Regions from separate parts of the Homo sapiens genome. Here region 2 is linked to region 1. Evidence: chromatin contacts called from ENCODE Hi-C data. All regions are on one chromosome and are shown on one strand. The core of a region is the stretch at or near the end of the contact, and the rest is flanking DNA. Distances in the headings are between cores, read along the strand shown. Region 1 overlaps CDC14A (cell division cycle 14A). Region 2 holds the start of LOC102723784 (a long non-coding RNA gene).

Region 1 (7,106 bases), core at 2,081-4,580:
CAAATCCACGCAGCTTACCCGGTGGCGGCTTCTGAGCTTTTGCACATGCTCTTGCTCCCTCCTCCTGCCTGTCAGCTCTTCTTTCTGGTCCACTGTATTTACATGGTTGACTGTTAAGTCCTTCTCAACCCCATGGAAGCTCTTCTCATGTAGCCTTGTGTGGTACTCTGTTTACACATCTGTGTCTTTCCTGTATCTGCGGGTACTTTTGGGCAGCAACTTTGTCTTATTCTTCTTTGTTTGAATAAGTAACCTACTAGCACAGTACACTCATAGTGGGCAGTCATTATTTGTGGAATGAAAGAACTAATGAGTAAATGTGTGAATAATACTAAAAACAGGAGTATAGCACATTTCAAGATATTTTATATGATCTGTTTTCAGTGGAAAGTGCCTAAAACATGTTGATTAAGAATCCATTCTGATTTTGCAGTAATATTCCAAGGGACAAATTTACCATGGTAGACAACTTCTTCAAATGATGTTTCTTTTATCAGCAGCCAATCTATGCTGCAAGAGTGAGGTTTTTTTTTTTTGTTTCTAAGTCAGTTATTTACAACACAGATTGCTAGATGTTTTAATCTAAGACCAGTTCTGTATGGAACATCAATTTAGTTTAATATGTGAGTGGGGACCTATCTCCAGGTTGACTCTGTCATCCTTCACTGCATAAGTAAATTTTCAGATTGACCAGGTGGTGTAGAGTCCTAACAATTGCTCTTTAGCACCTACCTTGAGAAATAGTAAAGTTTGTTAGGCCTCCTGTCTCTCAGCAAGTCACATTGGGTCAAGAGCAGGAGTCAATATTGTTGAACACTGAAGTTATGATGCTTCAAGACTTTGTTTGGATTAGAATTTGTACAGCAAACTAAAATGTAATCTGGATGCTGCTTGGTCTGCCTTCTTTACATGTTGGTGGATTATGGAACTGGAAATAATGGGACTGCCATAGGACTGGGGTCAAGCAGTCCTCAGAATGCAAGTATGTGGGCATGTCCTCACCACCTGGAGCAGTTATGGAAGTACGCCTCCTGTGGCAATTTGAATATTGGAAGAACTATTAGAAGAAGCATTCTCCTGGAGCTGTCTGGTAGTGTTCATTACACCACTCCAAAGCCTCAAGTTTAAGGAAGCAAAATTACTTCCTGGCCACCGCAACTGCAAAAGTGAGGGGACCCAGTGTTTCCGTATCTGTTACACCCATTGCTGGTTCAAAGCTCACGTTGGTTAAGTCTATAAAATGTTTTGAGACTTACCCTGACCTAAACAATTCCCCATGGCTTTTTTTTCTTCCTCTTTAATGATTGTTTGGTATCTTTTCCTTCTTTAATCTCCAAACTTCTTAAGAGAGCAGTCTCGACTCTAATTATGGTCTGGCCTCTACTGAAACTGTTCCTGCTAACACAAGCGTTCGTAAAACCAAGTGGCCATGCTTGTTCTTCTTCCTACTTGGTTTATTCTATGGTCGCTCTCTAATTCGCATTCCTTCCCTGATTTATAATGTGCTGTCTTTTGGATTTCTCCTCCCTCCATGGCTAGCCATCTTTCTCAGCCTCCCTCTCAAATCCTTTCTCTTCCTTTGCCCACCCTGATTTGCTGGGGTTCTTGAGGACCTCATGATTTCTGGTTATACACACTTTGTATGATTAAGTGCATCCAGTTCCAAGTTTCAACAACTATGTTTGTGCTGCTGACTCCAAATCATCTTTGCGTCTTGAACATTGGAGTGGCATCTGCAAATGTGCACTGGATTTTTGCACCCTGCTGTTGTACCAGCAGAGGTGTTCACTGATCTGGACTTTTGGAATGGGCCTCCACATGTTTTCCAACCCCACTGTCTCCCTGCTGTAGCTGATGCTAGCAGAGGTGAAGCAGTCATCCACATGGGACACTCCTCTTTTGCTCCACCACACCGTCTCCCTCAAAAGCAAGTCTAAATTAATAATCTAGAGTTTGATTATTATTTAAAGCCAGATGGCATGTCAACTTAAACCAAATAATTCAAATATTTACTTTGCTTTAAGCTCATAAAGTGCCTGTCCTTACAGCATATTTGCATTTATGTAATACAACTATACTGTCAACACTGTTTTGTTGTTTTAGAAGTTAGGGAAATATAAAGAAGGCACTTTTTAAATGAATTTTAAAATGCCACTGTGGTTCTACCTTATTAAATTTCAAAATAGTCTTTGTGTCACTGTCATTCCTCTTACATACTTTTAGTATCGCATGTTCAAAGTGTAATGTGACTTTTTCTTTAATGGATAAAACGAAGATGAAAATAACATCTACCTCATAGGGTTGCTATGAGAAGTAAGTTGTATAGAATACACTAGTGTTTAACACAGAGTCAGTGGTATCCACATATTTGCTGCCATTTTTGTTACTGTTATTTGTCATTCCCACCTGCCTTTGGACTCTGTAAAAGCATAGAGAATGCTTTTTATTATTTTATGTTTGACACCAAGTTACAGTCCTTGATATATAATAAAGGCTCAGCAAATGTCTAAATGAATGTTGAATTGCGCTTCAAAACTGTTTCTGCATGTTTTCCTAGAAAACACATCTGTTGATATAGGAAATCAACCTTGTAATCGTCAACCTCAAAGACTATCTTTTCTATCTTATTGTAGGTTTGTTACAGTAGTAAAAAGGTCAAATAGTTTTCAGTGTTTGGACAGAAAAATGTATTTGTGACCATTACTATAGAGTCACAAATGCATTTCTTAGAAATCATAAAAATTGGCCGGGTGCAGTGGCTCATGCCTGTAATCCCAGCACTTTGGGAGGCTGAGGTGGGTGGATCATGAGGTCAGGAGTTCGAGACCAGCCTGGCCAACATGGTGAAACCCGGTCTCTACTAAAAATACAAAAAAATTAGTCGGGCCTGGTGGTGTGTGCCTGTAATCCCAGCTACTTGGGAGGCTAAAGCAGGAGAATTGCTTGAACCCGGAGGCAGAGGTTGCAGTGAGCTGAGATCGCACCGTTGCACTCCAGCCTGGGCAACAGAATGCAACTCCATCTCCAGATAAAAAAAAGGAATTGTAAAAATTCATGTTTTTTAGTCAAATTATATTTTGAGTGCACCAGGAGAGTGAGTTATTCAAAAGAAAGCTGTGAATCTTTTGTAGATTGGAGAATCCTATAGCACAGTGAATAACAACACCTAAATGTATCACTTTCAGGAATTCAGATTTTTTTATTTTGGATTTTTCTTACAGTGAAGAACATCTATAGTTTTTTTTGCATAGTATTTGGTAGGTAGTAGGCTTTAGATCAGAAGTGGTAATATCATACTCTTGCCTCATCCTTGCTTAGGTATTTGTTTACAAAATGTGGTAGGGTTGGAAAGTACCTTAAGTTCCTGTCTGATCTAGATTTCTTTGAAGTGTATGTGTGTGTTTAATTAGAAAAACCAACTTGGGTCATATAAAGTATTTTATTATTGATAAACATTGACATTTGTATAATTCACTATGAATAAAGGCACAAATATTAACTTTGGAAGACTACCAAAGTAAGCGTATATTATATTAGGTCAGTTAAAAGCTGTAACTTCCTTATTAATTTTTTCTCAGATTTAGGTCTAAGACCTAAATCTTTTTGTTTATTCCATCAGCCTTATCCTGGCTGCTGAATATAACCCAATATTATCTACTATTTATCTTTTTGGGTAGGAGGATTTGCAAACATATTCTTTTGGTTCTGTGAATGAATGTATCTTAGGGATCCCCTTGCCTCTCTCCATATGATTAATTATAAAAGGTTGCTATTTAACCAAATGGATTTCTGTAATCCAAATAAGCAGATATTGCAGAGCGTATTTATCTAACCTACTTGGTGGTCAAGGATACAGAAATAGTGACCGTAGAAACCTGTTTTCTTTTATTGTTCATAAAGAATTGGTTTTAGTCTCTTGATGATTAGTGCATACCTTTATTCTTGGATTTTCAAATACTGTGTTAAGCTTAATAATTACTTGAGAGATATTGGATAATTAATTTGAGACTTTTATTTAAACAAGCAAATTTTAATTGCCATAATTAGATTCTTTATTTAAGTTGTTATAAATAGAAGCTATGCTTGAGGTTTAATTTCACATGTGCAATCATAACACTCAGGGTTTCTTAGATTTTACTTAGGGCATTTTGGATATTTTTTTTATTTCCTTTGAGACAGAGTCTCACTCTGTGGCCCAAGCTGGAGTGCAATGGTGCAAACTCGGCTCACTGCAACCTTCATCGCTGGGGCTCAAGCAGTTCTCCTGCCTCAGCCTCCCAAGTAGCTGGGACTACAGGCACACACCACCACACCTGGTTAATTTTTTTGTATTTTTAGTAGAGACGGGGTTTCACCATGTTGCCCTGGGTGGTCTTGCACTCCTGAGCTCAGGTGATTCACCTGCATTGGCCTCCCAAAGTGCTGGGATTACAGGCGCGAGCCGCCACGCCCAGCTGGAGATATTATGTTTATTACAACTAGATTAAATGCAGTTCAGATGTTTATAAGATGGTATGCACAGTTTCACATATAACTTTTTATAACTGGGAAAAAAATCTGCATTAAAAAATGACAATTATATTTTATAGCCAAGTTTTGATTTTCATGGAAATGATAATGGGTAATATAAGTAATTAAAGTAATGGCTCCAGTTTTTTTTTGATGGCCATATTCCAATTTGTTTAACAAATATTTATTGTGTTCTTATGGTAGAGTACAGAGTCTATATTGGGTCAGTTTTCTACTGTTGAGGTCCTTGCCATATAATGGGGGGAGAAAGCTTTTTATATGGATGGTAACGGATGGCCCAGTGAAGAGAACAACATTGCTTCCCTGCCCTGAGGATGGAGACAAGGAGGGCAAGGGTAGGGGTAGGTGGGGAGGGGGTGGTGGTGGTAAAGACAGCGTAAGTGAAGAGGTGATATATATATTTTGTGATGCATTGCACAAATGCCTTCTAATGACTGCAAAATTTGGGGTAACCTTACTCGTGCCCCAGTGTCCCATGGTTCGGAGGCACATGGGGAAGGGAAGAAAATGGGGGAGATGATGGAGCCATGGGAATGTGCTTGGCTACTTTCTTGGTCTTCTTAAGCCTTTTCTGAGGATCTCTTAGCGTGTTTAGACTAGAGGCTGATAACTGGTGCTCAAAGTCAGCCAATGGGCATGTTTTATTTGGTTTCACAGGAGTTAAAAACCTAATTTAAAAAGTCAACATTTTAAAAAGAGAGTTTTCACATGAAAATTCAGTTGGAAGATCAGCTGTGTTCAGTTGGCTTTCCTACAAGGTGTCTCATTAGCTGGAGTGGAGGAGCACCTGACTCTATGTATGTCCCTTGCTTGAATCTTGTTATCCTCCAGAGTACAGCTTGGCTGACTCTGGTTTGTGGAATGGATGCGCCAATATCACTCGCTCCTGCCTTTTGCCATTTCCCCCTCTAAAAATCAGCATTGACAAGAGATAACAGCCCTATAAAAAGAGAAAAAAAATTGGAAGTGTATTCATCAGGAGCTTGATATTTACAGATGTTTTTTCATTGTTTAAAATATGTTTACTACATTCATGGAAAGTTTTCATATTTCCCATTTTCTCTTATTTATCGCCAAGACAAGCAATGTTTGTTTCCATTTCATTTCTTTGCAGTGGCCAGGAAACAAACATTTTATGCAAAATACCTCTGCCGTAAATAAAAGTTTCTAAACATTTCATACAGTCTAGACACAAGTTTTTCTAAAGCGGATTGAATTCCTAAATAGCATTTTGAGAATCAGGTGCATGTTTTTATTTTAAGCTATGTTTGTCTACATGTATGTCTAATTAGTACTAAGAGTGAAAAGCAGTTTTATTTGTAAGGGTTTCCTAAATTGTATAAGAATTATAAAATATTTTTCTTCTCTTTTCTTACAAAATTCTGCCAGCGAGTTGAAAATGGTGACTTCAACTGGATTGTTCCAGGAAAATTTTTAGCATTTAGTGGACCACATCCTAAAAGCAAAATTGAGAATGGTAGGTTTTTTTTTCCTTTACCATCCAAACATTTATTTTGATTTATCTTTCTAAGTTTCTTAACTTCCTCAGATAATTATTTTCTTTGGTAATATTCTCCAAAGAATATTTATTCATAATTTAAAAAATTGAACAGTAGTAATAGTGTGTTAAATATTGTATTTCCAGTAGGTGGAGCTATAATCACTGTTTTAGAACTTAACAAATTTTTAGCTTGCCATAAATAGGATGTTCACTTTACCTGACCCCCAATTATTAGAGAAGAATCTGAGAAACAAACTGGTCAAACTCATAAGCAGATTGCTGTATTCTTTCAGTGGTTCTCAGATTTATTTGTTGGTAGAGTGCTACACATCAAGATGTTCTTTGGGTAACACCATGTTGAATAATGATGATGAAGACAATCTGTCATTTACTGAATACTTAGGTGCTAGTTACACAGATCACAGCATTTATCTCTTTTAACACTCAACACAACTCTATGAGATACAGATATTGTTATCTGCATTTTAGGGAGGAGTAAATTGAGCCTTATTAGTAGAGAATTTGCCCAAGGTCACAAAGTAATAGGCAGAACTGGTACTCCAAACCAGAGGAGGGCTCCTAAACATTGCCACTACACTGATACACTTAGTTCCATTGTGACAACTAGGTACAATTTTCTAGCTGACAGTGGTTAAACTACTTATTTGCAGCATAATTTATTGCCATGGGCATACATATTTAGGAAAAAAATAAAAACAAAACTAAAAATAAACCTTTTGAATGAAACATGATCAGCTATGCAAGTTTTCCCATTAAGACTTATTTTGTACTTACTAATTTTTTCTATCTACTAATATTCCCTAGAAAACAAGTAATGATAGACAACAGAGGTTCAAGAATAATTTACAAGAGAAGTACATAAAATTGAAAAAATATCCATGAACAAAATATCCCCCCCCCTTTTTTTTTCTATCTGATCATAGAGGTGGAATACCAGTGTTCTGAGGGAACCTAACTTGAAACCTCTGGTCTAGATTTATTCTTCAGCTGGGCATGGTGGCATGTGCCTGCAATCCCAGCACTTTGGAAGGCTGAGGTGGGAGGATTGCTTAAG
Region 2 (7,106 bases), core at 2,255-4,754, 860 kb after region 1:
TCTCAAAGTGCTGGGATTATAGGTGTCAGCTACTGCGCCTGGCCTAAATTTTAACTTAAATGAATTCATATGCTTTTCTCTTTTTAGTCTGTCTTTTGTTTTTGGGGCCTCAGCCACAAACCCCTGAGCAGCGACTGAGAAAACATATTTCATCCCTTACGACTCTGGCAAGTAGCAACCTTTTTCAGTTTACTTACTCTCAGTGCCCTTCCCGCTTTAGAATAAGGTCCATTGATTGAGTAAGATGCCTTCCCACCTTGTCCAGTGACTTGTGTACCTGGCGGTGGTTCTGGGCGTGTGCTCTACCAGCATCACCTGGGAACTTGCTAGAAATGCAAATGTATTGTGCTCCACTCCAGACCTAGTGAATCAGAAATCCGGGGGGGGGGGGGAGGTGGGGGTGGGGACTTAGACATCTTGTTTTAAGGAGGCCTGCAGGCGATTCTGGCGAACACTAAAGTTTAATAATCATAAATATAGGGTACACTTTAATAAAAATTTGCCGCAGCAAACGGGAAAATACCAATTTAGCTCTGTTTGCTGCAGCTTCGCAGCTTTACCAGGAGAGGGCGCCGACGGACCTGACTTTTGCCTTGCCTCGCAGTAGAGCCCAACTAGAGGGTAAACAGCAGCCACAGTAAGTTCTAGCTGTTGCAGAAATAAATTACAAATACATGTAGGAAAAAGGACTTCAAAAGGCTGCGGTATCAAAGTGGCAGTTAAAGAGAAGGCAACGCTCAGAGTTGCAGGTGGAGCAGCGGCGGCTGCATCAGCGTCTCAAATTGCGAAAACATTTTGGGCTGAAGTATTTCTTTGTAGCATTTCGTGGAGCCCCTTTCCTTTGATATACACTAGCCTTCCGACTTCCCTTTGTTCTTTTTTCACACGTCAGGTTTTATCGCTGACAAGCTCCAACGCGTCAAAGGCGTTAGATCTGAGGGCTGCAGCAGCCTTCGCGGTTCCGCATTGAGCTCCTTCCTGCAGCCCTCTGCGGAGGTCACGGCCACGTGTGGGCAGGGAAGGCCCCCTACCCACTTCCTCATTCGGACCCGTCACCTTTAGCCGGCGACCACCTTTTGATCTCTTGTGTTGCACTTGTGTCCCCCGTTTCTCCTCCAGCTTCCCTGGAGTCCCTCATTGTGGAGCTGTTCACGGCCCCAGTCCCTGCACAGCGGGGTTTTGCACGAAAGAGGCCGTGAGGGCCAGAACTTAGTACAGCCTTGAATACTGGGGCGGGGAATGGGGGTAAGAAAAACAAAACCTCCCCACTGGTCCTCTTCTCTCTCTCTAGCACTGCATATTCATCTTGACACCAAGTCACACCCCCATCAGGAAGTCTGGTTTTGGGGGTAGTGGGCACAGGACGATTTGGGGGATTTTTGCATTTGTTTGAGCTACAGGGAAAGAGAAATATTTAACTCCTGAAAAGAATCAGCATACCAGGTGCCTTATTATACTGTGTGTATGTGCTATTGAGCAGTCTAGAAACCTTTCTGCAGTCGTGTTCTGCAGATTTCATCCCAACAGAAAATTGCATCTTCCAAAAAATGTAGTTCAAAATAATAAGGCTTCATTCATTTTTAAATGACCAGAGCATTTCCTTCTCTCAGGGGAGGGGGGCAGGGAAGGGGATTGTGTGGAGATCTGTACTAGGAAACAAATGCCTATAGGTGTAGGAGAGACATGTTTTATAATTTTAAGAATATACAAGGGACATCTGTTCTCAGTTTACACTGGGATGCTCATATATTTATTCTAAACAAGAAATTCAAATGGAAAAGGCTTCACTGTGCAGGAGAGACAGGAAAAGGAAGAGTGAAATCGTTGAGAGCACGGGTTTTGGTTTTGTGGTGACAGATTCAAGGCAATGAACACACATGATGTTTTGCTCCTCAGGGCCAGGTTGTCTCCAGTGTGTAGTGTATACACATTTAAATGATGGTTTGTAACTGCAGAGTTGTTATCTTGACTTTAGAATAATAAGAAAGAAAATAGAGAAAATGCAAGGGATACTCCACAGCTGTTCTTGATTTGTCACTGTGATACAATCTAGTTTTTTTGTTGTTGTATAGTTTATTTGTTTTATGGTTTTTGCCCTCCCTCACAATGGTCTAAAATTCTGAAGCTTCTCTGTCAGTTTCTGGATAACAGGGAACCATGTCTTCCTACCCTCATTTTGTTTTCATTTCCACAAATTGAAGGTAAAGGTATTTCCCTTCCACTTCATGCCAAGAAGTCAATGCTTGCTGCTGCATCCCCAGAAGAGTGTGACACGTATTAGGAGCTCAAGAAATATTTCCTAAATAAATAAACAATCCCAAGGCTTGTGCTCTTTCCACTGTGCCAACTTCCTTTTGCATCTTGATCCTTCTCACATGGCAACACCTTTTCAACACCTTTTCTGGGTAGGGACCTTCCCCCTCACTAACCACCCAGAGGTTAGACTCCTCTTGGGAGTCAGAAGATTGTGCTGCTTGCTCAAGATCCAGATGGCTTGCACTGTGCAGCTCACAGTAGATCTCTGTCATGCCTTCCAGCTGTCAAAATCCCAGTGGGATACTCTGGCTGGTCCACTTCCAGCTTCTTTCCCTGTCTGACCCCCTTTATAGGCTATATGCCTGGGATCTCCTTGCTCATGTCAAAGTGGGGAAGACGTGGCTTCTGTGGACTTGATGGTCCTACTGAGAAAAGCCAGATGAAACTTCGCTTGAAAGACTAGGGATAAGAAAGCCTACTTGGCATGACAGCATCCAAAATCCATTTGTTGGTCACAAGTTCTGAGATGGTTAATTGTATGTGTCAACTTGACTGGGCTGAGGGATGGCTGGGTAAAGCTGATAAACATAGTTTCCGCTGCTCCACCTGCAACTCTGAGTATTGCCTTCTCTTTAACTGCCACTTTGATACCGCAGCCTTTTGAAGTCCTTTTTCCTATATGTATTTGTAATTTATTTCTGCAACAGTCAATGAGGGTGCAATTACCATTTGAATCAGAAGACCAAGTAAAGAAGGTCCATACTTACCAATGTAGGTGGGAATCATCCAATAATCTGTTCAGTACCTGAGTAGAACAAAGGTAGGGGAAGGAGTTTGCCACCTTTTGCTTCCTGCCTGGTTGCTTGAGCAAGGACGTTGGTCTTTCCCTGCCCTTGTATATATCCTATTGGTTCTATTCCTCTGGAGAACCCTGATTAAATACAAGATTCTTGGGCTCGGTCATTTGAATGTTTCCAGTGGTTTCACCCAGATTCCTTTTAGCATCTATTTAAGTCATTGTGTTTCTAGTGTCCCATGCCCTGTGGTGAAAACTTCTGGGTTCGGGGGGTTGGGTTGGCTTAGGGCTAGGACTGGGCCAGAAATTCAGGGACACGCTACTTGGCTGCTTCCTCCAGCAGCCTGGGCAAGGCCCCTGAGCCTCCTCCTGAACCAATTTTTCAGCCTGACCTGAAATTCTTGTCCAGAACATTAGGACAGTGGGATCTTTAAGCTGGGAGCTTTGATGTTACTTCATGGAGTTCGCCTGTGATGGTTTCCCTTTCACTTTGTAGTAACTCTAAGAGTAGGTTCTAGGAACTAGGTTCTTGCCCGATTCTTTGTGTCTAAGCTCTGCTTATACTGCTGTTCTGGTAACTGAGTCCTAGTCTTGTTACCTACAGGGCCTGAGCTCCTGAACCCTTTCCCTGTACAGGGATCATGGCTCACTGTAGCTTCAAACTCCTGGGCTCAAGGGATCCTCCTGCCTTAGCCTCCCAAAATGCTGGGATTACAGGCATGAGCCACAGCACCTGCCCTCACCTTCTGGCATTTTTTGATCACCTTCTCTCGCCTTCCTTGTGCCCAGTTATCCTGGGACCAGAGTCTTGCTCCTAAATGCTGGACGCTGTGCTGGGTGTCTATTTCTGGGTTCTTCTGATACAATTACTTGGCTCTCTGAGGCAGTGCTCCAGCTGCCCGTCTACCCTGTTGGATGCAACTGGACTTCATGATGTCAGTACTCCCAGGGACTTCTTCCTAGTACTGACTTCACCCAAACAGGTCTGCGTGCCTTCAGGTCCCAGCTGTCCTAGTTTGGCTCATCACTTCAGTCTCACCCCTTCTGACTTTCACACACCTTCAGAGAGACTTCCTTGAGACAGGGTCTTGCTCTGTTGCTCAGGCTGGAGTGCAGTGGTGAGATCATAGCTCGCTGCAACCTCAAACTCCTGGGCTCAAGAGATCTTCCCACCTCAATCGCCCAATTAGCTAGGACTACAGGTATGTGCCAACATGCCCAGCTAATTTTTTATTTTTTTGGAGAGACAGGGTTTCTCTATTTTGCCCAGACTGGTCTTGAACTTCAAGGGCTCAAGTGATCCTCTTACCTTGGCCTTCCAAAATGTTGGGATTACAGGTGTGAGCCACTGCACCTTGCTTAGAGACACTTTCTTTAGAAAAGATTCAGAACACCAATTTGTCCCTAGCACCATTCAGTTTAAAACCCTTCAAAGGTTCCTCATTCCCTTTCAAAGAAAGTTCAAATTCCAAGTTATAATCATCCTTTACCAGATTGTAGTATGATACAGTTTTGTGTAGTGGCTAAGAGCACAGATCCTAGGTTCAGACTGCCTACATTCAAATTCAGGGGCTCCCTTTTAAGCCAGTTGATGTTTCTCAATCTGGGTCCTTGGACAATAGCCAAACAGCAGCAGCAAGCCTCTCCTATCTGCTTGCACACAGGTGGCACAAATTGCTATTGTTTCTATGACAACTGATGGCTTTTTTCCCCCATTTCATAAAAGCCGCCTGTATGGTGGACAGCAGCATGTGGAAGAAATGTGCTAGGCAGGGACTAGCCTGGTAGAACGCCCAAGCAACGTATACCGCGATTTTATTGTCTTCACCAGTCGTGGCTCTTTGTCTCCGAGTTCTGTCATATACTAGCTGTGTGAACTTGCTCTTGGGACTCAGTTTCCTTACCTATAAAATGGTGCTATTTACTCTTAAGGTAGTCAAGAGAATTAAATGAGTTGATATACCTAAAACACTTAGAACAGAATTTGACACATCATAGGCTGTTAGCTGTTATCATTTTTCAAGATTGAATCTCTAGCTGTCCACTTTTACCACATGTTCCACCTAGAGTGAACCACCAGTATTCCCCTTGAACATATCATGGTTTATGTTTATACCTGTTTATGTGTTATTTCAACAACTTGTCTTTCAAAACCCAGCAGGATTTCGGCTTAAGAGAAGTCTTCTTTTGCTTCCTATATGATTTAGATGATTCTACCATACTACACAAGCAACATCTACTATCACGCCATCTTTTAACCTGTAATTGACCTATTCTTTCACCTGCAATACAGGAGTCATCTTCAGAGGAAGGGATGCTTCTCAGTGTTTGAGTCTACAGCACCTAGAACAGTGTTTGCGGAGAGTGAATACTCATTCAGCGAAAGGATTCCATTGCTTGTAAAGTTATGATTATGACCTTGGTTTCCTCAGCTATTAAAGGAGCCAAGCTTGACCCTCCTTTAGCATGACCCAGAGTGGTTCAAGCCAGGAGCTGCTCTGACACTGACTCAGTCCCTGGGTGGTGATGACTCACTGCTGGGGCTTTACCTTCCAGAGCCTCTTCTGATAGATGGGATTTTCTGAAACTTCTTTCCTCCCATTGGATCCATGATTCCAGCACTGTCCTCCACAGCTCAGGGAGAGGGTGCTTTGTTCTGTGGACTGTGCAAAGACCTTCTTGCTGTAGAATGTGTGACTATGACTGAGCTATTCTCAGAGGCTCATCAGAAGTGCTAGAAGAAATACCTTGATTGTCAGAGACGTTTAGTTACCTATAAATATCTCTTTCCTCTTTTACTTAGCAGCAGTAATTTATTCAAAGTAGCAATGAATCCAGCCTAAAGACTGTGTTTTCCATACACCTTGCAGCTAGGTATGGCCATATAATTAGATTCCAGCCAGTGAGTTTTACACGGAAGTGTTGGCTGGTACTTCTGGCAAACCTTTGTAGAAAGGGAAGAGTGTGCCTTTTTCCCTCTTTCCTGCTGTTTGGAATGTGGTTGTGACTGCTGTGGAAATAACAGCCACTGTGGACCCTGAGGCTGAGGCCCTCAGCCTAAAAGTGGAAAGGAAAGCTGAAAGGAGCCTGGGTCCCCAACTATGGCAAAACTCCCATAGCAGCCCAGGTCTGCCAATTTCTGGCTTTTGTCAGGGCTCTTTTTAACTTATTTTAATATTTTATTTCTTACCAAACACCTAGAATTCAAGAAGATAGGGCTCTTTTTGACTCTCTGTCTCATGCGGCTAAGCCAAATCCGACTGATCTGGTGTGCAATTTGTTCTCGTCCCAGCAGGAGCATGCGAAAAGCTTCTGAATGAATTTGGACCATGGCTCAGAATCGAGCCTCAAACCAACCCACTTGCCTGGTGTGAGGTTGTGTTGTTTTGTAGCCTCTGGAAACTTTGCCCTGCGAATGGCTGCCCCCCTGCCTCCTACTGTTTCCATGTGATTCCCAACCTCACTCCCTCAGGTCTCTAGTTTCTTCTACCCTTCATTTGGATTTGACTTTCTGCCTGGTGACAGACCGGCCGCCCAGCTCGTGTCACCCATGGCTTTAACACCAAACCGCTAAGTCTCCACTCCCGGCTCACTGATCTGTATGTACAAACCTTGGATACTCTCAGCTTCCTTCAGTACTGACAAAGCATAAAGAGCAGGAGAGAGACTCCCAGAAGGTCTGCTAACATATCTCTTCTCCATGAGTCAAACAGACCTGAATTTTTACATGAGGTTAATATAGTTAAGGCCACTCTGTCCCATCTCTCAGGCAGATGCGTTCAGTATTGGGTGAGCCACCAGGGATTGCCAGCCATTTAGAGCCTACTGTGGAAGGATGGGGTTACTGATTTATGGGGAAACCATTCTGCAACAGACGCAAAGAGGCCATCAGTTAAGAGAAAGCCATGGCCACCCGGCCTTGGGCTCTATCAGCGTGATCCTTGGCCGTTCAGCCTCACCCTTGGGAACTGTTCCTTTCCCAATGCTAGCCTTCATCACCAATTTAATTATGATTTCTTAGAGATGATTATAGCTTCTCCTGATGAGAACAGAT

Evidence for each region. A loop is a pair of places that touch in the nucleus more often than their neighbours do. Pooled maps may share reads with other maps.
Region 2: a loop to region 1 is called in a pooled map, with 3 times the contacts of the local background. The contact joins two enhancer-like sites. A Hi-C loop is called at or near these places in 1 of 168 maps with a recorded cell type or tissue (tibial artery), 1 of 37 single-sample maps with no recorded cell type and 7 of 50 pooled maps.

The regions. Positions count from the first base shown.
Region 1 is chr1:100,449,486-100,456,591 of GRCh38, forward strand. CDC14A (cell division cycle 14A) reads left to right here. Exons shown (of 16, transcript NM_003672.4): 8 at 5,920-6,007. Among named protein-coding and RNA genes, the nearest start is that of GPR88, 85 kb to the right of the region's middle. Within about 2 kb of position 3,331, at least 4 of the 41 ENCODE cell types and tissues checked have a DNase peak (open chromatin) inside an H3K27ac peak, as active enhancers do.
Region 2 is chr1:101,308,852-101,315,957 of GRCh38, forward strand. It overlaps LOC102723784 (a long non-coding RNA gene), which reads right to left and starts at 304. Exons shown (of 6, transcript XR_947643.3): 1 at 198-304. RefSeq lists a silencer at 442-736 and an enhancer at 3,427-3,506. Within about 2 kb of position 3,505, at least 4 of the 41 ENCODE cell types and tissues checked have a DNase peak (open chromatin) inside an H3K27ac peak, as active enhancers do.